Regions from separate parts of the Homo sapiens genome. Here region 1 is linked to region 2. A link is an interaction called in ENCODE POLR2A ChIA-PET data of the cell type or tissue named here. Cell type or tissue: PC-9. All regions are shown on one strand. Links, peaks and the distances in the headings refer to the core of each region. The heading gives the core; the rest is flanking DNA.

Region 1 (10,928 bases), core at 1,237-5,236, 480 kb before region 2:
AGAACTGGTTGAGGCTGCTCCTTTGATTTTATGTCGTGTAAAGTCTTTGTTCCCCAGCCCCACCCCTGCCTCCTCCCATCGGGAAACCCCCCATGGGAGTCATCAGTGGGCGGGAGTCGGTGCCTGCTCCAGTCCAGCCCTGCCTTGGGAGATGCTGGAGGACCCTGTCGCCCTGAAGGCCTGTTTGCTGCACATCTGCCTGCAGAGCCAAACCTCAGGGCCCGGTGCAGTGTCCAGCCTGGTATCTGGCATCCCAGTAGCTTCCATGTTCTGTGTATGTGTGTGGTGTGCCCCTTCCTCCCACTGTTTGAATTCACTGAAAAGCCATAAAGGGGGCCTCCTGCTGGAGATTTGGCCTCCCTTGGCTCCTCCCAGGAGCCCCCATGTCTCTCCAACTGGCTCCCCACAGACCACTTCTGAAGGGCTCACCTGTTGTCACTCCCTCCTGCTCCCTCAGTCCCGTGTCATGAGAATGGACGGTGTCCAGGGCTTCCGGTGGGGTCTCAGGAGATGCCCATGCTGGCCCTGCCCGAGCTGGCTTTCTCGGCCTGGGTTCACAGTTCAGCTCCATCTCTACGCTGGGCGAGGAGCAGACAGCAGTGGGACTCCATGGTTCTGGATACCTTTCCTGGGGTCCCTGTGGAGGCAACCAGGATTTTCAGGAGCAGCCAGTCAGCAGCTCAGCCAGGGATGACAGAACCATCCCTGCTTACTCACCTCTGTAGTGTGAGGGTCTGTGGGTGGTGATGGAGGAGGGACTCAGGGAGAGGCCGGTGAATACAGGGGCTGACGCTCTTCCCTCGTGCATCCTCCTGCAGTCTGACAGAAAGCAGCCCAATAGCGGGGCAACCTCAGGGCTACCAGCGATCCCCTGAGAGTGGGGTGGGCAGGTTCAGCTGTGAGAGAGGCTCAGGCAGAGCAGGTGTGGACTAAGTCCCCTGACCTTCACACCTGCTCCCCAGAGAAGCCCCAGCCAGTTGCACCAAGTAGCAGAGGTGAGTAGAGGGGCCTGGGGGCTTCCAAGGCCCCAGGTCATCCTGTTGAACTGAGAGGGACAGGTAGCCCCCCTGCCTGCGGCCCCTGGCCCCATGGGCACCTGAGGGCAGTACTGCATGGGAAGAGCCCAGGATGCCTCAGGCCTGGCAACTGTGACAAGTATGAGGAAGGAGAGAGAACGGGAAGGGAATCAGGCAGGGCGCATTCGAGGAGGCCAGAGGTGGCGAGGCAGGCTTGCCCTGCACAAACCACAACAGAAGTTGCACACAGAAGTCCCAGGGACCTTTGTGCTGGGAACTGAAAGAGTGGGGAAGGTGGAGGGGACCATTTCAGAGCAGGCTGGAATCAGGTGCTTGGACCAGTGAAGACATGTCTTGCTTCCTCCAGCTCTCTCTGGGGCCCTCCCACTCTCCACACCCACAGCAGAGACAAATTGAGGCAAGAGTTGAGAGAGCATCTGTCTGGTGAGGTGATGGGAGCAGTGTGCATGGGGCACCAGGAGTTCCTCCATCCCACCTGCCTTAGCGATCAGGACTTTAGGGGGGCCTCTTCAAAGATAGTGACCCTTCTGCCCTGACTCCTGCCCATCTAAGGACTTGATTTGCTGCTTTCTGAAAACCCTGGGGCTGAAAACTTCAAAATCAGGGCCTGGCAGAGCCTAGCTTCGCCAAGGTCAGCCCACCAGGAGCCCTGCCTTCGTCTCCATAGGAAGGACACATGTACAGCCCTTGCCCCCGGCCCTCTCATTCCCACTTCTGCTTGGCAATGCTCTCCATCTCCCTTATGTGGACTCTTGTTCTTGTCTGATCTCTTGTCAAATTGTTATTTTGTAATGAACTGCGTCTCCTTATTAAAGAAATGAGCTGAAAGAAACCTGGGGGTGGGGGGTGTCTCTGGTTGTTTTTGCTGCGCTGAGGTGGGGGTGAGGGAGTGGGAGCTGCCTGTGAGGGTCAGTATGGTGGGTGAGGGTGGTGAGATGGTCCTGAGGCTCTGGCTTCTAACCCAGAATCTCCCTTCAGGGAAGCACCAAAAGGGGCTGAGGTCCCCTCTCTCCTGGGGTTGGGGGAAGACCAGATTGGCACTCTGGTGGGTGCTGGGGCCCACACATCTCCTGAGAACACATGCCAGGCTGTGGAACTGTGGGGAGTGTGGTGGTGCCGGGGAACATTGTCTGGGAGGCTGGGCGGGGCGGGGTGGTGGTGGGGACTATATTCTTGAATTCCCTTCCAGTAGAGCTGGGCTTAGGGAACAGCCACAGTCTGAGCCCAATGACGAGAGGGAGGCTGGCCCTGGGAAGTGGGAATTTGAAAAGTAACAATTTCTACAAAGTCCTCAGTTGACTCTTTGCAAATAACTTGAAATGTCTTTAACTTCTGAAGCAAAGATGTTAGGGACCAGGGATAGGGCGTCAGAATTTTTAGGGAAAGGGAGAGTGGGACAGCATTGCCCCCAAAGACCAGGGAAGAGTAAAACTCCTTCTTCGGTTCCCACTTCCACCTGTCTCCTCTCCTTGAGGATAGACCAGCAGCTACCATTTTTGTCAGTTTACACCAGCACCTGTCCTCCAGGAACACCGTTGGCTAGATGTGTGCTTGTCCATCAGGTCCAAAGGCATGGGGGCAGTGAATGCAAGCAGGGATGGGAGCTGCCCACCTGAGGGAGCATGAGCCCAGATCCTTTAACATCTATCCTGTCTTGCTGCTTCAGTCCCTAAGGCTGGGTAGGGTGAGGGGCATGAGCCTTTCAGCAGACGGACTGGGATTTATCACCTGAGGGTCTCCTGGCTAAGAATATGAGCTTTTTACTCTGCCAATAGGTTGTGGCCTTCTCCTTTCCCCCCAAGAGGGCTGGACCACGTGACGGCTAGGTGATACTGTATCTGCAGACCTTACTACAACCAGTGGGGGTCAGAAAGAGAAATGACATTTGCAGTCTAGGAACCCTTTGCATCGGTCATGCTTCTTTGCCTCTGTTTTGTGCCCCAGGACAGGACTGAATTCTTCAACCATGACATCAAGTGTGCTTGTTCTGCTGCTGCTTGGGTTACAAACAGCTGGGTGACATCAGGGGAGAAGAATCTTCCCTCCCTGACCTCTCCCCAAGTCAGTGACCAGGGATTTCCGCTTGGCAGGAAACACAGGGCTGAGCAAAGCCAGAGGCAGGGCTTGCTGGATGGAGAAACCAGACCCAGATCCTGGCTGCCTGGGGTCAGACCTGGCCACCCACGTACAAACCCTGCCAGCGGGCCTGAACAGCTCTTCTCTGGGCATGGCTCCTTCATTTTGAGTTTAGATTTAACCTTCAATAGCCCCCAAGTTAACTACATTTGTAGTTTGGAACTACAGGATAGTTTTGGATCTCCTGAATTAAACAATGACCTCATGAAGACTTATGGATATAGCAGATGACTAAGGGTGATGGCAGGAGACTTCCATGAGCCCAAGGAAATCACCACCTCCCTAGACCTCAACTTTCCCATGTACTAGAGTGTGCTAGTGTTCACCTGGATGGCCTCAACACCTTTGTCACTTAAACCTGGTGTCTTCCAAGAAATAACCGTATATACTCTTGGTTACTTGAAGCTTGGAACCTTGATATCTATCTATCTATCTATCTATCTATCTATCTATCTATCTATCTATCTTACGGTTCTTTTGAACGCCAATCTAGGCTTCTCCTTGGCCTGACTCCATTTAGGAAATTCCTTGATACTACCAGAGACCCTTCTCAGTGGCCATGACTCACTGTGGCTGTCCCTGGGGAAGGGGCCTCTATGTGGACAGGAGTTGTAGGAGGCTGGTGGGCGAGGCCCCCACCAATGATAAGATGTAAAATCAGAAGAGGCTGCCCCAGATGTGAGATTCTAGAAATCCCATGCTCTGAACTGTGGAGACAGTCACAAAGTTAAAACACAGTTTTATTTACTCATTTATAAATACTGTTGTGTTTACAGGCATCATATAGAAGTGAATATTATTATTCCCAAACTTTCAAACACAGAATACTCAAAACTATATAACAACAACCAGTAAAACAAAACCATTCATCTTAGGGTTGAAAGGCCACTCAAAATTGCATAAAAATACATTCAGTTCACAAAGCAAGTCTGGCTGCTTCTCCCTAAACAACCCCAACCCCACCCCATCCCAGGTGTATTTACAGTGGACTGAAGTTAATCCATACAACTCAGCTGAAAAACAGTTACATCTGGTGTGTGAACCTTGGTGGAACTAGGGTGAAGGGTGGAGTAAAGACACAAAATGCTACCACTAAAATGGGAGAGGCATGGAAACCTCAGGGTGGTTCTTTTCACCCCTGTTGATCAAGGTCAGGGCAAAGACAAGGAGGAAGGAAAACCATAAAGCCAAAGTCTGAGTGTGAACCACTCAACTGAGCACAGGCTGTAGCTTCTCCAAGAAGGATGCAAGGGTGAAACATTCTTTCCTTCCTTCTGCAGGGAAATCATTGCCCTGGTGTGCCAGCCAGTGGTAGGCACAACCTTTCAAAAGTTCAAGGGATGCTGGCTAGAAAAGGAGGTATTCTGGATTGCTGCCTCCTCTCAGAACCCTCTCCTACCCCGCAGCCTGCCTCCTGGTGTCTTTTTTCCTCCAAACTCTCTTTACCTAACCTCTCTTCATCAGAAGGCAAGCGGGAATCTGTTCCGGGTTTCAGTAGAGTGGGAGAAAGGACAGGCAAAGGCACAGATATTTAGGCGAGAGTCAAGCTACTTCTGGCCCTTGCATGTCCCTTATTCAGGAATAGTGGGCCCCGACGACTGGCACTCCGACTCTCAACTCTGGTTTTGGGAGAACATTAGAGGCTCTTAAGAGGCTCCCCACCATCAGTGTGCCTTTCCTGAATCCTTGCTCTTTGAATGGGCTGAGCTGTTGCCACCAGATGCACTGATACACTGATTGATTAGGTTTGTGCTGGGAAGACACACTTCTGTTTTAAGCTATAAACAGTCTCAGGATAAAGAGTAAACCAGACATGGCTACTCATGGTCTCCTTGGCCAGGCTATGGAGGAGTCATACGGGCCTAAAAGTCAAACCTCATCTCTGAGGGGACATTAGCATAGCCGAGGAGCTTTGAAACTGGAATAGGGGGCGGTGGTGGTGGTGGTTGGTATACCCAACTTCTACAGGAATCTTGGCTGATTCATGGAAAACCACCTCTCTAAAGCACCCTCGGCTCCAAGTGAGAAAAGCAAGGAATTAAGAATGCAGAGGGAGATGAAAGGGAGAGGAGTGAAGTGTATGCTTATTCTGGAAGGACATAAGAGCATCCTGATGTCACCTTAAGGGGCCACCCAAGTAAATCTTTATTGGAAACATCAGGGAAAAATTTGGAGGAGAAATAACAGAAAATATCACTCTGGCAGATTCATGGTCCAAAATAAGCAGATGAATTGGGGAACAGCTCAAATAGGTCCTTTGGGGGATTAGAAGGGAGGGGGAAAAACAAAAGATATGATTTAATAAATAAAATTGGTTTCTGAGTTTTCATTTGTAATCAAGTATATGCCAGACCTCATTTTAAAAGCTCTGGGCTAGCAAATGTGCATGTGAACGCACATAAGCTAGATCCAAGAGTTATCCCCAAATTGCTAAACCTTTTTAGGTAAGGCCAGAACATTCATTAATGGTATTGTCTTTAGACACACCCACCTCTTACTTACAGTTCTCCCGAAGGAGGGCTTCCGGGACACTGGGTTGTAAGCCAAACCTGGGTTCTATGTTTGCCCTCAACCCCAACTCTCAAAGGAGAAGTGAATGCATCTTTCACCATGCAGCTGCTGGCTGCTGGCCAAGATTCTGTGTTTTTTCTCAGCCCTCAGAAATCACCTCATTCCTAGTAGCTGTGACCAACAGTTCCTGGACTACAATGAAGTTGATCTATTTTCCAATCTAATCAGAACACAAAAGATCAATAGCTGTCCCTGACAGGGTCTACTGCTTCCTGAGCAGTGTCAATACCCATTAAGGAAGCTGATTAAAATCTCTGCTCAGCTGGAGCCTGAGGGATGAAGTCACCAGTGAGACAGAACTCATTTCTGTGTGACAAAGCTTTGTTTCTGTGAAACTCTCTTCCTTCCCAGTACTTGCAGCTTCCACCCTGCTCTATGTCCAAAGCCCCTGGGCCTTCTGCCTTCTTCCCATCGCAGCACACAGCCACCTCCACTTCCAGGGTCTCTGCCCTTTCACTCCAATTACACCAGGTCCTGTAGGAGGCTTGTGAAAGCCAAGTGCTGTTCTATGCAATATGGTTGTGTGGACTCTGGGTTTGTAAACACTGCTTTGGTAGTCTCCTCTTCAGACCTGCTTTGAAGGAAAGACCATCTTGAATGGTATCAGAACCTCCTACTTCTGGTAAGTCCAAAATCCAGAGGGGGAGCTCAATGGAACTAAAGATTGAGGTTCTTGTCGAGGAAAATTTTCTTGCTGCTGTAAGGCAGAGTTCAAGACAATGAACCAGACGGTGCTAAGCAGAAAAACGATTAGTCTGCTATTTGGGTGTGAAGAGCCAATGTAGATCCCATTTTAAGAAAGCTGAGGAAAGGTGGTTGAGGAAACCTATGAAGCAGCAGGTCTATTTCCTATTAAAACAACTTGTCCAAAGGCTGCCTGCAACAAATTGCTTTCTATCCATTTCTCCATGAGCTCCAATTTCCACCTCTGCAGGCTTTAATATTCTTACCAAGCCAGCAGGAGGGAAAGCCATTGCAACATCATTCAATTACCCTCAATATTAAATTCACTTCCCAAAAAGGATGAGAAGTCAACCTTGATGTGCTCATATTAAACAGTTTAAATCCAGAAGAAAACAAAAAATTCTGGACTTGGATTTTTGAGGTTAGAAAGAATTTTTGAAGCAGAAATCCCAATAAATATGCTGATCTTCCTAAGAATGAATAAATCACAGAATTTTAAGCCAAAAGGAAAGGGCACATAAAGATTATCCAGTCCAACCTCATTTTACAGACAGGGAGGGTGACCTGCCCAAAGTCACATGACTAAAAGGAGAAGGGGTGGCCTTGGAATACAGATGTTCTGACTTCTAGGGTCTTATCTTTTAATGTTGCCTTTTTGTCCTCAAAGCTGCCTGCTTATTGGGTTGGAAGAACTCACATCTTATGAAGGGTTAGACCCTGCCTTGAAAATCAGTATGGTAGGCTGGGCGTGGGCCCTTACGCCTGTAATCCTATCGCTTTGGGAGGCCCAGCCAGGTGGATTGCTTGAGCCCAGCAGCTTCAGACCAGCCTGGGCAACATGGCAAAACCCCATCTCTACAAAAAAATTCAAAAATTAGCTGGGCATGGTGGTGCACACCTGCAGTCCTAGCTGCTCGGGAGCTGAGGTGAGAGGATCCCTTGAGCCTGGGAGGTGGAGGTTGCAGTGAGCTGAGATCACACCACTGCACTCCAGCCTGGGCGAGAGAGTATGGTGACTAAGATTTGTAGTAATAACTGGGCCTAGATTTAGGCCAATTACACGACCTCTGATTGGTAAGTGTGTGCTTAAAGTGCGGTCAGTGCTGGCATAAACAATGGGGTTTGAGGGCCCCTGATGATATCTCTGAGGGAAGGATACCAGGGCTCCTGCAGTGTTACTTCACTGATAAGCTCCAGTGGAACCAGTGGCTCATCTGGTAGAGTAGAATTTCCCTTTTCTTTCTGCTTAAATGCTGAATCCTTTCTGCTTTCTTTTTCCTTTTTGCACCTTTGGAGGTGCAAAGCCGCCTGGAAGCTGAATAACTGGCAACACTTTTAAATAGTTCTCTCTTCTCCAGGCTTCTTCTGCTCACTCCATGCCCACCTCAAGGGTGCCGACACTCACCAGTGGCCTGGACCGAAACACTGGCCTTTCTCTGAGAGGAGACAGTGTCTGTCTGTGGCTAGGAGAGGCTGCAAACAGGCCAAAAATCCAGACACCTAACAAAGTACATGGCTTTGAGAGTTTCTTCTTCCATCATCTTTGGCTCAATTAAATGCCTCTAGTGGAGAAACAGTCAGTAGTTTACACACACTTTCGTGGGATCCACAGACCATTAACTTGAGTTTTAGCTTCCTTGCTTCCTGAGTGGAACCATCTAATAAGCACATGGTTTGGGGAAGGGAAATGGGTAAAATGTTGCAAAAGAGAGATCTGAAATCTCACTAGTGGCCTCAGATAGCAATAAATGAATCTAAGTCTTCTTAAACTTGGGGTGGGAACTAGGACAGAAACCAGGGGAAGCCCAGAAGAGAAGTAAACACATCCTGCAGTTGGAAGACAGGGAGGTTCTAGGGAACATCAAATGAGAATGGCCCACTAGAGAATCTGGTACACTGAGTAAGCCCAAAGCATGTCTATTCTTTAGATTCTTTAGAGGCAACACCCTGAGATTTGCATAACCCTTTCGCTAGAGATTGGGATGGGGCTGGGGTCATCATACTCTGGAGCTATCTGGAAAAGGATCAGCAGCCCTGGAAAAACAAACTTTAGCCCCAGAATCTCTGGAATGGCCAAATCATTACTTCCAAAGGTGTGGCTCGGTTTTTGAAAAATAACAAATTAATGAAAACAGAGTTTTACCAGGAACATTCTCTTTCCCATTCTGATATTTCATGTAAAGACTCTAAGTTAAGTGACAGACCTGAGCCCCATGTTGTTGGCCATGTCTGCAGCTATTTATTCAGCTTGAGCTGCCTGGGGTGCTCATGAGTCTCCAAACCAGCAGGTGAGGACTGAGGATTGTGGCCACTGAAGAGGCCAGCAGTAGGTACCTGTCCAAGCAGCACAAGAAAAAGGAGACCTGCTGATGCCAGTATCCAGAGAGAACTGCTGGCTAGTAGAAGGCCTATAATTACCATCTCATGGGGCTTCCAGACAATACAGTTGTGAAGGAATGGTATTTTATCTCTGGAGATAGACCAGAAATCAGTTAATAAAATTAATTGCATAAGAGAAAGTACCTGAAATTACCTAGGATAGTTTACACTTACTTTCATGAGTTCTTGGCTATAGAATCCAGTATTCCTGAGATTGAAAAGCTTGCAAATTTCTTGTCACAAGGAAAACTTTCTGGCAAGAAAAGTCAGCTTTAACATGGAAGGGTCATGTGAAGTGGCAGGGATGCAACACCAATCTAAGAGTTTTGAGAATCTGCCCCCAGTACTTTTGAAAGGCACAAACAGATCTGAGGAGGCTCTCTGTAACCCCTTTCCCTGGTCTATTGAGTGGAAAAGGGTCAAGATGTATTCCTAATAATCCAATTTTCTTTTCTTGAGAAAGAAGTATCATCTTCCTTCCCCAATATTCAAAATGTTCCAGGATAATCAATTAGTCAACACCTTATGTTGATTTCCTCTCCCAGAATGAAGGATATAAAACTTATTACTCTAATTTAGCATTCCCTGAGAACTGAACTTACAGTACTCCCATGATAATACGAAGTCTCAAGATAGTAGCAGCTTCTCTTGAAAAATGGTTGGAAATGAAAGACAGAATTTTATACACTCTAAAAATGGGGTTTTGTCAGAGGAAACATATCTCCTGTTCTGTAATTGGGATTTTTTATTTATTTATTATTATTATTTTTTTTGAGATGGAGTCTTGCTCTGTCACCCAGGCTGGAGTGCAGTGGCGTGATCAAGGCTCACTGCAAGCTCCGCCTCCCGGGTTCACGCCATTCTCCTGCCTCAGCCTCCTGAGTAGCTGGGACTACAGGCGCCTGCCACCACGCCTGGCTAATTTTTTGTATTTTTAGTAGAGATTGGGTTTCACCGTGTTAGCCAGGATGGTCTCGAACTCCTGACCTCGTGATCTGTCCACCTCGGCCTCCTGAAGTGCTGGGATTACAGGCATGAGCCACTGCACCTGGTGGAATTGGGATCTTGAATTACAGCTTCTAGTTTAAACAGCATGTGGTGTTTCAGAGGGAGGACCATGGAGAGCTACATGTCATGTTAGGAAAGAATTAACAGACAGAGGTAGTATATATTAAGGGAATGAACCACTCTAAACACTGAATATCACTGGCAACCCTAAAATGATGAGGATTTAATGACTTGCACACTCAAGTGAACCAAGGGATAAAACTCCTACAAAAAGAAAATACTGTAAGTATTAATGCTAGGTTATCATCAAGAACTAATGGTTTAATTTTGCACTGGATTTGTATTCTTTCCAGGCCTGGACATGATATTTTAAAGGCTGGTTTTGTCTAGAGGAGGATGGCCAAGATGTGACAGGTAAGAAAAGCATGCCATATGAGGAATGACTTAAAGGACTAGAGTAACAGCAGCTCAAAGTAAGACTGAGGGGGAGACCACCCACTGCACATATCTCAAGTGCCGTTAAAGAGTTGCAGATAGTAGATCTGGACTACAAGGAGAATCCACAGGCAGACTTCAGCTGATATGAGGAAAAACTCTCTCGTTATTAGAGTTGCCCAACTTTTGAGTAATAAATGCATAGCCACCAGAGGCTACCTGACCATGCCCATGGGTGAAAGCTGTGGTAGCAGGGGTCCCTGTGACACAATAATAGAAAGCTGGACCTAATGACCTCTGGGTCTTGCCACTCTAAACTTCCATGACTCTCATCAATGGGTTGAAAGTACTTCATTCCATTAAACCTCTATTAAGTGCCATTTCCCCTATTAATTTCTAAGAAAGTAAATCTCTCTGCTAAATCTAACCACTGGAAATAATCAAATTCACCACTATTCTCACAGCCCAGTAGGCTGCTATCTTCCATCTTCTTTGTCACAATGTTGCAAGTGGCCTCAGATACTTGACTTTCGCCATATGTGTCTTTCCAGCCTGCTTCCACTTCCTAGTCCATCTCTCAACAATCTCCCCTCCCCACCTCTCATTCCTCCTTGCACTGACTTCATTTCTCATTAGAAGCAGGTGTCAGGGCGAAGAGAGGAAAACAAGGTCAAGGAA
Region 2 (10,928 bases), core at 2,702-6,701:
ATGAAGGCTGCAGTGAGCCACGATTGTGCCATTGCACTCCAGCCTGGGCGACAGAGCAAGACTCTGCCTCAAAATAAATAAATAAATAAGATGAAGTTATGCTAGGTGTGGTAGCATACACCTGTAGTCCCAGCTACTTGAGAGGTTGAGGCAGGAGGATCCCTTGAGGCCAGTAGTTCAAGACTATGGTGTGCCGTGATCTCGCCTGTGAATAGCCACTGCATTCCAGCCTAGGCAACATAGCAAGACACTATCTAAAAAAAAAAAAAAAAAAAAAGGCCAGGCATGGTGGCTCACGCCTGTAATCCCAACACTTTGGGAGGCCAAGGCAGGTGGATCACAAAGTCAGAAGTTTGAGACCAGCCTGGCCAACATAGTGAAACCCTGTCTCTACTAAAAATACAAAAATTAGCCGGGCATGGTGGCGCGTGCCTGTAGTCCCAGCTACTCAGGAGGCTGAGGCAGGAGAATTGCTTGAACCTGGGAGATGGAGGTTGCAGCGAGCCTAGGTCACGCCACTACACTCCAGCCCAGGCAACGGTGCAAGACTCAGTCTCAAAAAAAAAGATTAAATGAGTTCATCTATGTAAGTCATTACAATAATATCTGGCATATAATAAGCACTATATACATGTTACCTACTGGCTAGAATTCATTTGATTCTCACAGCAACCTTATGAGGTAGGGTACTATCATTATATCTACCTGTTTTACAGATTTGGAAACTGAACAAGCAGAAGGCAGCCAAAGAGGCAGAGAGGGCAAATTCTGAGACAAGTTCTTTCCCCTGCCCGGGTTCCAGTTCTGAACAGGAACATGGGTCTGGCCTATACTGGACACGGACTAAGGCTGGGGGAAGCATAGATAGTCTGACCCACCAGATCTCACTGTGTCATTCTCCTCCAAGCTCTGGGCCCCTGGCCCCAAGTAGCACTTGGGTGCTGCTCCAGGGGACAGGTGAAGGGCCACTAGTGGGAAAACATGCATCTAAAAGTCAGGAGATCTGGGACTGAGTCCCAACTCGGCTACTAACTAGCCCTGTGATTTCAGGAATAGGTCAGTCACTCATTTTGAAAATATTTGTTGAGCACCTACTATGTGCCAGGCATTGTCCTAGGCATTTGGGAAACAGAGTGAAAAACACAGCATGGCCTCCACCCTCATGAAATTCACATTCGAGGCCGGGCGCAGTGGCTCACACCTGTAATCCCAGCACTTTTGGAGGCTGAGGTGCGCGAATCACGAGGTCAGGAGATTGAGACCGTCCTGGCCAACATGATGAAACCCCGTCTCTACTAAAAATACAAAAATTAGCCGGGCGTGGTGGCGGGCGCCTGTAATCACAGCTAGTTGGGAGGCTGAGGCAGGAGAATCGCTTGAACCTGGGAGGTGGAGGTTGCAGTGAGCCAAGATCACGCCACTGCACTAAAGCCTGGCGAGACTCTGTTTCAAAAAAAAAAAAAAAAATAGGAATTAACATTTGAGGCCAGACACAGTGACTCACGCTTGTAATCCTAGCATTTGGGAGGCCAAGGCAGGCAGATCACCTGAAGTAAGGAGTTCGAGACCAGCCTGGCCAACACGGTGAAACCCCGTCTCCACTAAAATTTAGCTGGGTGTGGTGGTGCGTGCCTGTAATCCCAGCTACTTGGGAGGCTGCGGCAGGATAATCACTTGAACCCAGGAGGCGGAGGTTGCCGTGAGCCGAGATCATGCCATTCCACTCCAGCCTGGGATACGGGGTACAGAGTGAGACTCCGTCTCAAAAAAAAGAAAAAAAAAAAGAAAGAAATTCACATTCAAGCGAACGAGGCAGTCACTGAAAAAGCCAAATTGCAAGTAATATAGCTATAAATTGTGATGAAGTCATAAGATCATGAGACCGCTCTGTCTTTCCAGTTTCCCCTCAGTAAAAGGTAAGGGGTATTCTCCTGGGCCTGAAGACCCCCCAAGCATGCTATGGTAATAAAATGCAGTCATTGTGAAGGCATTTTAAAAGGTAATATGGACTGTAAGATACTGTAAATCAGTGGTTTTTTATTAGATCATCAGGGTCAGAAACACCTGGAAACTGTTTTGAAATGCACATTCTCAACCCCCACCGTAGACCTGCTAGATCAGAAACAGGGTGGGCCCAGCTTCTAGGCGTTTTCTAGCAAGTCCTCCAGGGATTCTGATGAAGGCTAGAGTTTGAGAACTACTATACTAGGCATTCCCATTGCACTCAAATGGTGAGGGGTGGGGGTGGGAGGATGCTTGTAGGAGGGGACAGAGGGAGAAACACTGTGCCCCTGGAGCTCCCAGATCAGGAAGTCACTGAACCTCTGGTGAGCAGGTCCTGTGTCTCCCTATCTTGGTTCTCAGTGCCTGGCATTCAGTAGATGCTTGATACATGTGTTTCAGGGGGCGAAAAAAAAAAAAAAGAACAAGTAAATAGTAAGTAGAAACAAAAAACTGCTCAAAAATCCTACCTGTTATAAAATGCCAAAATTTCCTTAATGGGGGTGGGAGGAAACTTCTGGCTTCCTCGACAAAGGTAACACTTAACAACTTTCAAGTCTGGGTGGCTCACTCCTGTAATCCCAGCACTTTGGGAGTCCAAGGTGGGCAGGTCACCTGAGGTCAGGAGTTCATCCTGACCAGTATGTTGAAACCTGTCTCTACTAAAAATACAAAACTTATCCAGGTGTGGTGGCGTGCACCTATAGTCCCAGCTACTGGGGAGGCCGAGGCAGGAGAATCGCTTGAACCTGGGAGGCGGAGGTTGCAGTGGGCTGAGATTGTGCCACTGCACTCTAGCCTGGGTGACAGAGTGAGACTGTCACAAAAAAAAAAAAAAAAAAACCTTTCAAGATGGTCAGCAGAAAGTCTTTCAACTGTCTTCTGCTCCTGCCCCAAGATGCCCCTTTCCTTGGGGGAAAGGGGTATCCTCCCCACGCTGTGACTTCCCCAGCCATGGCAGCTAGCTGCCTGCATGCAATGTTTCGAGCACATTTCACCATCTTTCCTCACTGGCCTACAGCACAGCTAAGGCAAGGCTGGAATGTTCAGATGCAATGAAATCCTCAAGGATGCTAAAGAGATACAAGCATAGTTGGTTACAAGGAGCCCAGGGATCCAGCTGACAAGGCATGATCCTACCTCCCAGATCCCAGAGCCCCCGTATCGTATCTCCTAGCTGGCACCAAGTGCTAGGAGCTCTCTATAAACACCTACTCTCTTCCAAGTCCACACCAAGAGATGGGTGGAGAGAGGTCCTCTTCTGCTTACTAGGATTGCTCTCCAGGTTAGTTTCTCAGTAAGGACCCTTTCAATATCAGAATAACTACAGGCAGGGACTTGCCTCTTGGGGCCCAACTGGCTGCCCCAACAGAAAAAAACCCCAAGCATTTATGAGACACATAGTGGCTGTGGGAGGAGAGAAAGCCAGCAGGTTGTTATTTGTTTAACAAATGTGTACTGAAAGCCTTTCATGTGGCAGACACATCACTGCTACCCAGAAGCATTTGTTATTAACCCCTCCTTTGATAGCTCACTACTTTCAAGATAGCCCATTCCAATGTTTAGATGGCTGTGATCATGCCGAACTTGTTCCCTTATCAGAAATGTGACTCAAGGAAAATCCACCCGTTGGTTCTTGTTCTGTCCTCTGGAAGAGACAGAACACACACACACACACACAGAATCCAGGTGTGAGACACAGTCAGCAAGCATAACATCAAATGCATAAGGAGTAGGCACTGGCCACAGTAACAGGTGGAGGTATGTGAGGATGGCAGCAGGCAGGAGAGCCCAAGGGGATCAGACAGGCTTGGGTGAGTCAAAGAAGGCTTCCTGAGAAGTTCTAGAAGGGATTTCTTCAGGAGCAGAATTTGAGTGGAAGTGAGAGAGTTAGTCTGGTAGAAAGGAGCTGGGGCAGAAGTTCCAGGCAGGAAGAGAGCTGGTGGGGAGGAAAGACTCCAGGAAGAGCCAGCTGCTGGGTGGAGCCCAGCATCACTCAGCTGGAGGAGAGAGTCTGGCCCCTGCAATCACAAGACCAAGCAGTTGAGCCAGGGCAGGAATGGGGTGAGGCTGGAGGAGCCTGGGAAACCCCACAGGGCACCCTGCATCCTCTCATATCTCCCTTCCCCAGTGATTCCAGGCACATTTGGCTGTCCCCTACAGATGCCTGTACCAGATTTTCATCCTTGGTAGCTGGAGGGGCAGGCTGCAGGGCCCTCTGGAGTCTAGAACTTGGTTCTGAAGCCCTGGGGCAGGTGGAGAGGGATGGGATAGAAATCTTACAGGGAGATCCAAGTCCCAGGCTGTAGCTGAGATAGGTTTGGCTGCAGCCAGGGGCAAACGTGGAAAGCTGCCACAGTTCCTGTTTAGGTGGCTGTCTGGGAGATGGAGCAAGCACTAAACATAGAGGAGTCTCAGGTCCTGCCTCCAAGCTGGCTGGCCCCCTCCCTGAGCCCTTGACCCCAAGTCCTGGCACTGCCGCCATCCCCACCCCATCCCACACAGCCACAAGGCAGCACGGCCACGACAAACAGATTATTCATTGCCAGGTGCCCTAGCCATGTCCTTTCTGCCTTCTTGCCCTGATGTCCTGACACAAGCTGCCAGAGAGCTCAGCACAAAAGAATGCAGGGCAGAGCCAAAGAGGAGGGTTAACCCTTCCCTGGGCAGCATCTGCCTGGACAGCTTTCAGGGGGCCGGTTGGGTGGGTGGGGAGGGAAAGGATGGTTGAACTTCTACCTCTGAGTCCCTCTGAGCCTAAGAGCGGCACCTTCTTCCTGCCCTTCTCTGGAGTTGATGGGTCATCCTAGACACATGAAATTGGATCCACAGAAATCCACATCTCCTCACTTCCCAGCTATGTAGCCATGGGCAAATCACTTAACCTGTCTTTTTTTTTTTTTGAGACGGAGTTTCGCTCTTTCGCTCGGGCTAGAATGCAATGGGGCAATCTCGGCTCACTGCAACCTCCCCCTTCCGGCTTCAAGGGATTCTCCTGCCTCAGCCTCCCGAGTAGCTGGGATTACAGGCGCTTGCCACCACGCCTGGCTAATTTTTTTTTTTTTTGAGACGGCGTCTCGTTCTGTCGCCCAGGCTGGAGTGCAGTGGCGCGATCTCTGCTCACTGCAAGCTCCGCCTCCCAGGTTCACGCCATTCTTCTGCCTCAGCCTCCCCAGCAGCTGGGACTACAGGCGCCCGCCGCCACGCCTGGCTAATTTTTTTATATTTTTAGTAGAGATGGGGTTTCACCATGTTGACCAGGCTGGTCTCAAACTCCTGACCTCGTGACCCACCCGCCTCGGCCTCCCGAAGTGCTGGGATTACAGGCATGAGCCACCCACGACCGGCTAACCTGTCTTTATCTCAGTTTTTGATTTTTGTTTTTTGAGACGAGGACTCACTCTCGCCCAGGCTGGAGTGCAGTGGCGCGATCGTAGCTCACTGCAGCCTCCAACTCCTGGGCTCAAATCATCCTCCTGCCTCTGCTGGTATTATAGGCCCATGCCCGGCAGACCTCAGTTTTCTTTTTTTTAATATTTTAAAATAAAATTATTTTAAAATAGGCCAGGCACAGTGGCTCATGCCTGTAATCCCAGCACTTTGGGAGGCCAAGATGGGTAGATCACTTAAGATCAGGAATTCAAGACCAGCCTGGCCAACATAGTCTCTACTAAAATTACAAAAATTAGCTGGGCGTGGTGGCAGGCACCTGTTATTCCAGCTACTCGGGAGGCTGAGGCACGAGAATTGCTTGAACCTGGGAGGCAGAGGTTACAGTGAGCCGAGAATGTGAAACTGCATTCCAACCTGGGTGACAGAGCAAGACTCCGCCTCAAAAAAAAAATTAATAATAATTATTTTATTTTATTATTTATTTTTTTGAGACAGAGTCTCGCTCTGTCACCCAGGCTGGAGGGCAGTGGCCTGATCTCAGCTCACTACAACCTCAGCCTCCCACGTTCAAGCAATTCTCTTGTCTCAGCCTCCCGAGTAGCTGAGACTACAGGCACTTGCCACTACACCTGGCTAATTTTTTGTATTTTTAGTAGAGACGGGGTTTCACCGTGTTAGCCAGGATGGTCTCGATGCCCTGACCTTGTGATCCGCCTACCGCGGCCTCCCAAAGTGCTGGGATTACAGGCATGAGCCACCGTGCCTGGCCAATTATGTTATTTTAAAATAGAGATAGAGTCTTGCTGTGTTGCCGAGGCTGGTCTCAAATTCCCAGGCTCAAGTCATCCTCCCGCCTAAGCCTTCCAAAGTGCTGGCATTACAGGCAAGCACCACCACACCTTACCCAACCTCAGTTCTTGACTGTAACTGAGGACAATAACATGCACCTCCAAGGTTGCTCTGAACATTAAATTATGAAACTTGAGTGGTGCATTCCTGACATAAAGCATGTTCTTGATGAATGTCAATTTCCTTCCTCACTCCCTCTATTCACTCCTCCTTCACACACCTGCCTCATTCTCCCAGTCCCACTAAGAGCACTGTCCAATGCCTTCAGGCACTTCTGCTTACAGGGTGCAGCAGACCCTGAAACCCCAGGCTAGAGGGTCTCGGCCTGCTGTCCTGCAGCCTGGTAATGTGGCTCTGACTCAGACTGCTGCAGGACCTCGGGCCGTGCTGCCATGATCCCAGGCATCCCAAAGACTCCGGAATGGCTTTGAGGGTTTCCTCTTCCCCTCCTAAAATGATGAGTCTATTTTATGTCCCCCTTAGCCATTACCCCATACTGGGGGTGGGGAAGAGGCAGAGAGTGCTTCAAAGGGAGGGGGCAAAGCTCCCTGGCCACACCTCCCTGTGGGAGAGACGGAGGAAATTTCCTGTATGCAGAGGAGGTTAAAGACAGACACAGGGGGCCAGGCGCGGTGGCTCACACCTGTAATCCCAGCACCTTGGGAGGCAGAGGCTAGTGGATCACTGGAGGTCAGGAGTTCGAGACCAGCCTGACCAACATGGTGAAACCCCGTCTCTGCTAAAACTACAAGGCTGTGCATGGTGGCTCATGCCTATAATCCCAGCACTTTGGGAGGCCGAGATCAAAACCATCCTGGCCAACATGTTGAAACCCCGTCTCTACCACAAATATAAAAGTTAGTTGGGCATGGTGGCGCACGCCTGTAATCCCAGCTTCTTGGGAGGCTAAGGCAGGAGAATCTTTTGAATCTGGGAGGCGGAGGTTGCAGTGAGCCAAGATCGTGCCACTGCACTCCAGCCTGGTGACAGAGTGAGACTCTGTCTCAAAAAAAAAAAAAAAAAAAAAGACTCAGAGATCCCACCCCAGCCCCTAGCTCTGGAATCGGAGCCCAGCCTCTATTCCCTAGAACAGGCAAGGCCAAGCTGGCTGCCCAACATCTTGGGTGAGACTTGATTTATGCATGAATAGAATGATTTCTACCCATGAGCAAAGGTCCTCCTACCTCTGGCTGTCCTTGGCTGTAGGGGTCAGATCTTGACCCCTCTGAATCTTCCTGGGGTTCATTCTGTTTCTCTCCTGTCTAAACCAGCACAAAAGTCCTGTGAATCTGCAGGGGCAGTGTTTTGCCCGTTTGGGGGCCTGTGGCCTTGCGGGCTGAGGGAGGCCCTTTGCTGAAACTACCCTATACACCCTACATGAGAACAACCTGCAGGGGCCTGGGAACCTAGGTCATGTCTGTCTCCCCAGTGCCTAGCATAATTCCTGACACAAAGTATGCACTTCATGCATATAAGTTGTTTTCGTTTTTAGCAGGTCTCTGCTTGAAGACGTGGCAGCCTTCAGTCAAGGTCATGTCTAGAGTCTCAATACTGGGTAGTATGAGTGCCCTGCATCTGGAGGGCTCGAAAATTTGAGGGTTACACTGAAACAAGTTTGGATTGTCTGCATCTCCCTCTATTGAGGTCCCTCTGGCATAGAGCACTGAAATGCTAGTTCATCTAGCACCTAGGCGCTAGTTCATAGACCCTGAAACTCCCAGGCTGGGGGGTCTTGGCTTGCTGTCCTGCAGCCTGGTAATGTGGCTCTGACTCAAATTGCTGCAGGACCTTGGGCCATGCTGCCATGATCCCAGGCATCCCAGAGACCCCGGAATCATAGGCGCTAGTTCAACTAGGACCTATGAACTAGCATTTTTCCCTCATAGTCAACAGAAGATCCCTGTTCTCCCAGCCTTTGGGCAGGGCCTAGAGTAGGAAGATTGGAGGACACACAAGCATAGTGCCCCTTTCCCAGGTCTCCCTCTGGACATGCCTGATCCACTGTGGCCAGCTGGGGGGCACCCCCCTACAGGAAATCCTCCAGGGTGGGACCATGGGGCCAATATCTGACCTGGATCCTGGAACTTTGGCAAGATGCCCTTGCCAACAATCACGAGCACTGAGCCCTCCTCTGGAAGGAGAAACCCTCCCTCTGGGCCTAGCCCTCATCCGTAAAATGGGGCTTTGCTAGGGGTACTCTCAGTCCCCTCCAAGCACTAGTATTCCCAGGTAAACCTACGAATGATGCCCAGTCAATGTTTTTGTTTGGTTTTGTTGTTTTTTGCAGAGGATGAGGGAAAATGTCTGGACCACTGTTGGCCTAACAGTTCACAGAAAGCTGCCACTGTGCACTGGAAAGGTATATTTAGGTCTCTTGCAATGTCCTTTTCTCTTTTGCCAATTTCTGACCCAGGAGGGTGGAGGAGAATAGAGATGGTGGTGACCTTGGTGGAGGCAGGAAGGAGCAGGGCTGATAGCTAGATTTTCATCTGTGCAGGTGCATGTTTATGCATTTGTGTCTGTCTCTGAGCTCAATATAGATCAGCGTGTATCTCCCTCCATATTAGAGTTACAGAGCTCTCCATTTACAGCTGTAAAAGAGATTTATATTTCTTTCTAGAATGGTTGGGGCAGGGGTGTGGTTCAACAGATGGCTAGCAGGTTACAGGTGTGTCTAGCTGAAAAAAGTATCTGGCCCTGGGCCTCCTGATTGGCTGTCAGTGAGTCACAGCGGTTGGGTTCTTGGAGTGGAGCTAATTGGCTGTCATGGAGTTGGGTTCATGCCCTGCCTTATCTTTAGGGCCTTCTTCTGCCAGCCTAGACGGACAATGTTCCCTGTAGAGGCAATGACGCTTGCAGGCTGCTGACTGCGGGTCAGTGGGACGTGCCCTTTGGGTAGTTTTCCCAGCAGCATGTGGTTCACCTTGACCTGGCCACACCCTGACTCCTCAGCTCTCCAGAGCCCGAAGGATGGCACCCTACTGGGGAGTGATTCCAGGGGCCAGCTGGCTGTGACCTGGCGAAGTCACAAAGGTATTTCCTCAGTTCTGGAAGTGCCATCCGAACTGACTGGCAACAAGAAAGTGTTTGTGGGTAAACATTGTAGAAACCAACTCTGGATTCTGTGAAAGGCCTCTGGAGAGATAGGCAGGGAACTGTTGCCATGGTAACCAGCTCAGGGGGTCGGAGCAGAAAGCAGAAGAGAGGCAGGCAGGAGGGGTCCCTGTCTTGGCTTTCCAGATGCAAGGAATCCTTGAACATGCAGGCTCTGGGAGTGGTCTGCCTCCCGGCCTCAAGTCACATGTACACACAGGGCTTTTCACTTCTCCTAGGCCTTACATGGGTGTGGCTTCATGCCCTTCCAGGGAGCAGGACCCAGACAGTTATTCCAGGGTGAGAGATGGGCAAAGCAAGCCCTCCAGGAGCATACACACTGCCCAAGGTCACAGGGCAGAGACCAGCAGCCAGCAGGAGCCCAGCAGGCACAGGAACACTTGACGAAATCCGTTTTCTGTCTGTCCGCCAAACTAGCTGCAGCCCCCGGTCCTCCATTAAGAGTCCCAGGGACCACTCAGCTCAGGGTAGTGGGAGGAGTTGGCATAATCTTCTTGGCTCAGGGCTACAACTTCTGAGAAGTTCAAACAACCACATATTTCCCCATCCTCCTCCTCCCACCTGTTTGTCCACCTGAGTAGAATACAATTTCTGTGTCTGAGCAGTGGGGGGCAATTGAACTGGGGAGACCTTGACAGGCCCCTTATCAGCTCCCTGGGGCTGCCAGGCTGCCTGTTGGTATCCTGGACTCCCGGCTCTTGCCCGCCCAGGCTGGCACAGTTGCCATCCAGGGTGCCTGGGCGGAGAGCCAGAGGGAATTTTCCACCTGCCTGCCTTTGTTGTCTGCTCTGTGGTCTGGAGCCTGGGCCAGGGGCGGGGCAGGCCCCCTGGGTATCTGCAGGAGGGCTCCGAGGTTGCCTTGGGCTGCCTCACACAGGAATTGCCAACCCTTCCCATGTTCCATGACCCAGCGAGGTTTCTTTTTCTCCATGGGGGAGATGCGGGAGCTAGTGGGGATAGGGGAAGGTTGGGCACTGGGGTGGGGATGCCCACCTGGGTAACCACAGAGTGCCAGGGTTAGAAGGAGCCTAGGCTTATCCAGCTGAGCCCCTACCTTGTACAGATGGGAACACTGAGGCGCCTGCCTTGTACAGATGGGGATAAGAGGGCAATGGACATGGCCAAGGTCACAAAGGGAGGGTAGATGCCAAGCCATGACTCAAAGCCGCTTTCCAGACTCACATCCCAGTATCTGTCACCAAACCTTTCAGTCCCCCCATAACTTCACTTTTCCATTCGGGGCTGAATCAGGCTATGGGTCTCCCACTCCAACCCCTCCTTCCACACCCTGTCCTCTCTTCTTAGCACAGGATGTGTGGGCCTAGGCCTGCCTTCCACAGCTCCTCAATGTGAGCACCAGCTCCCCTGGCCCCCGACTGCCTTCAAGAGGCCCTCCCCTCCTGGAACTGGCTGAGCTCTGCACAGGGTCCTCAGGCTGAGGGCGGGGCCTGGGCTGCTCTAGGGGCAGTGGGTGAATGAAGACAAACCCATGGGAAGAGATGAGAGGCAGCGGGCTGAGCTCAGCAGCTGGACAGGGTGGTGGGCCCACTTGGAGCTGTTTTATGCTCCCC

What was found. Peaks named below come from ENCODE experiments on the same cell type or tissue, not always from the same donor. Only the 100,000 strongest peaks of a DNase experiment are listed, where the experiment ranks them.
Region 1: POLR2A ChIA-PET joins it to region 2 with 5 read pairs; 1 of 35 experiments calls an interaction of 5 or more read pairs at or near these places.

What each region holds. Positions count from the first base shown.
Region 1 is chr1:202,581,537-202,592,464 of GRCh38, reverse strand. It overlaps PPP1R12B (protein phosphatase 1 regulatory subunit 12B), which reads right to left. Exons shown (of 24, transcript NM_002481.4): 24 at 1-10,928. SYT2 (synaptotagmin 2) reads left to right here. Exons shown (of 9, transcript NM_177402.5): 9 at 1-1,869. Among named protein-coding and RNA genes, the nearest start is that of SYT2, 120 kb to the left of the region's middle. RefSeq lists enhancers at 525-1,351, 3,022-3,071, 2,477-3,676. In PC-9, for the core only: CTCF peaks have their summits at 2,507 and 2,723; DNase peaks (open chromatin) are centred at 3,054, 3,374 and 4,154; H3K27ac peaks cover 3,105 bases.
Region 2 is chr1:202,106,644-202,117,571 of GRCh38, reverse strand. LOC105371684 (a long non-coding RNA gene) reads left to right here and starts at 8,402. Exons shown (of 2, transcript XR_001738375.2): 1 at 8,402-8,602. RefSeq lists an enhancer at 8,685-9,658. In PC-9, for the core only: no CTCF peak of the experiment used is centred there; DNase peaks (open chromatin) are centred at 3,971 and 4,831; H3K4me3 peaks cover 692 bases; H3K27ac peaks cover 3,716 bases.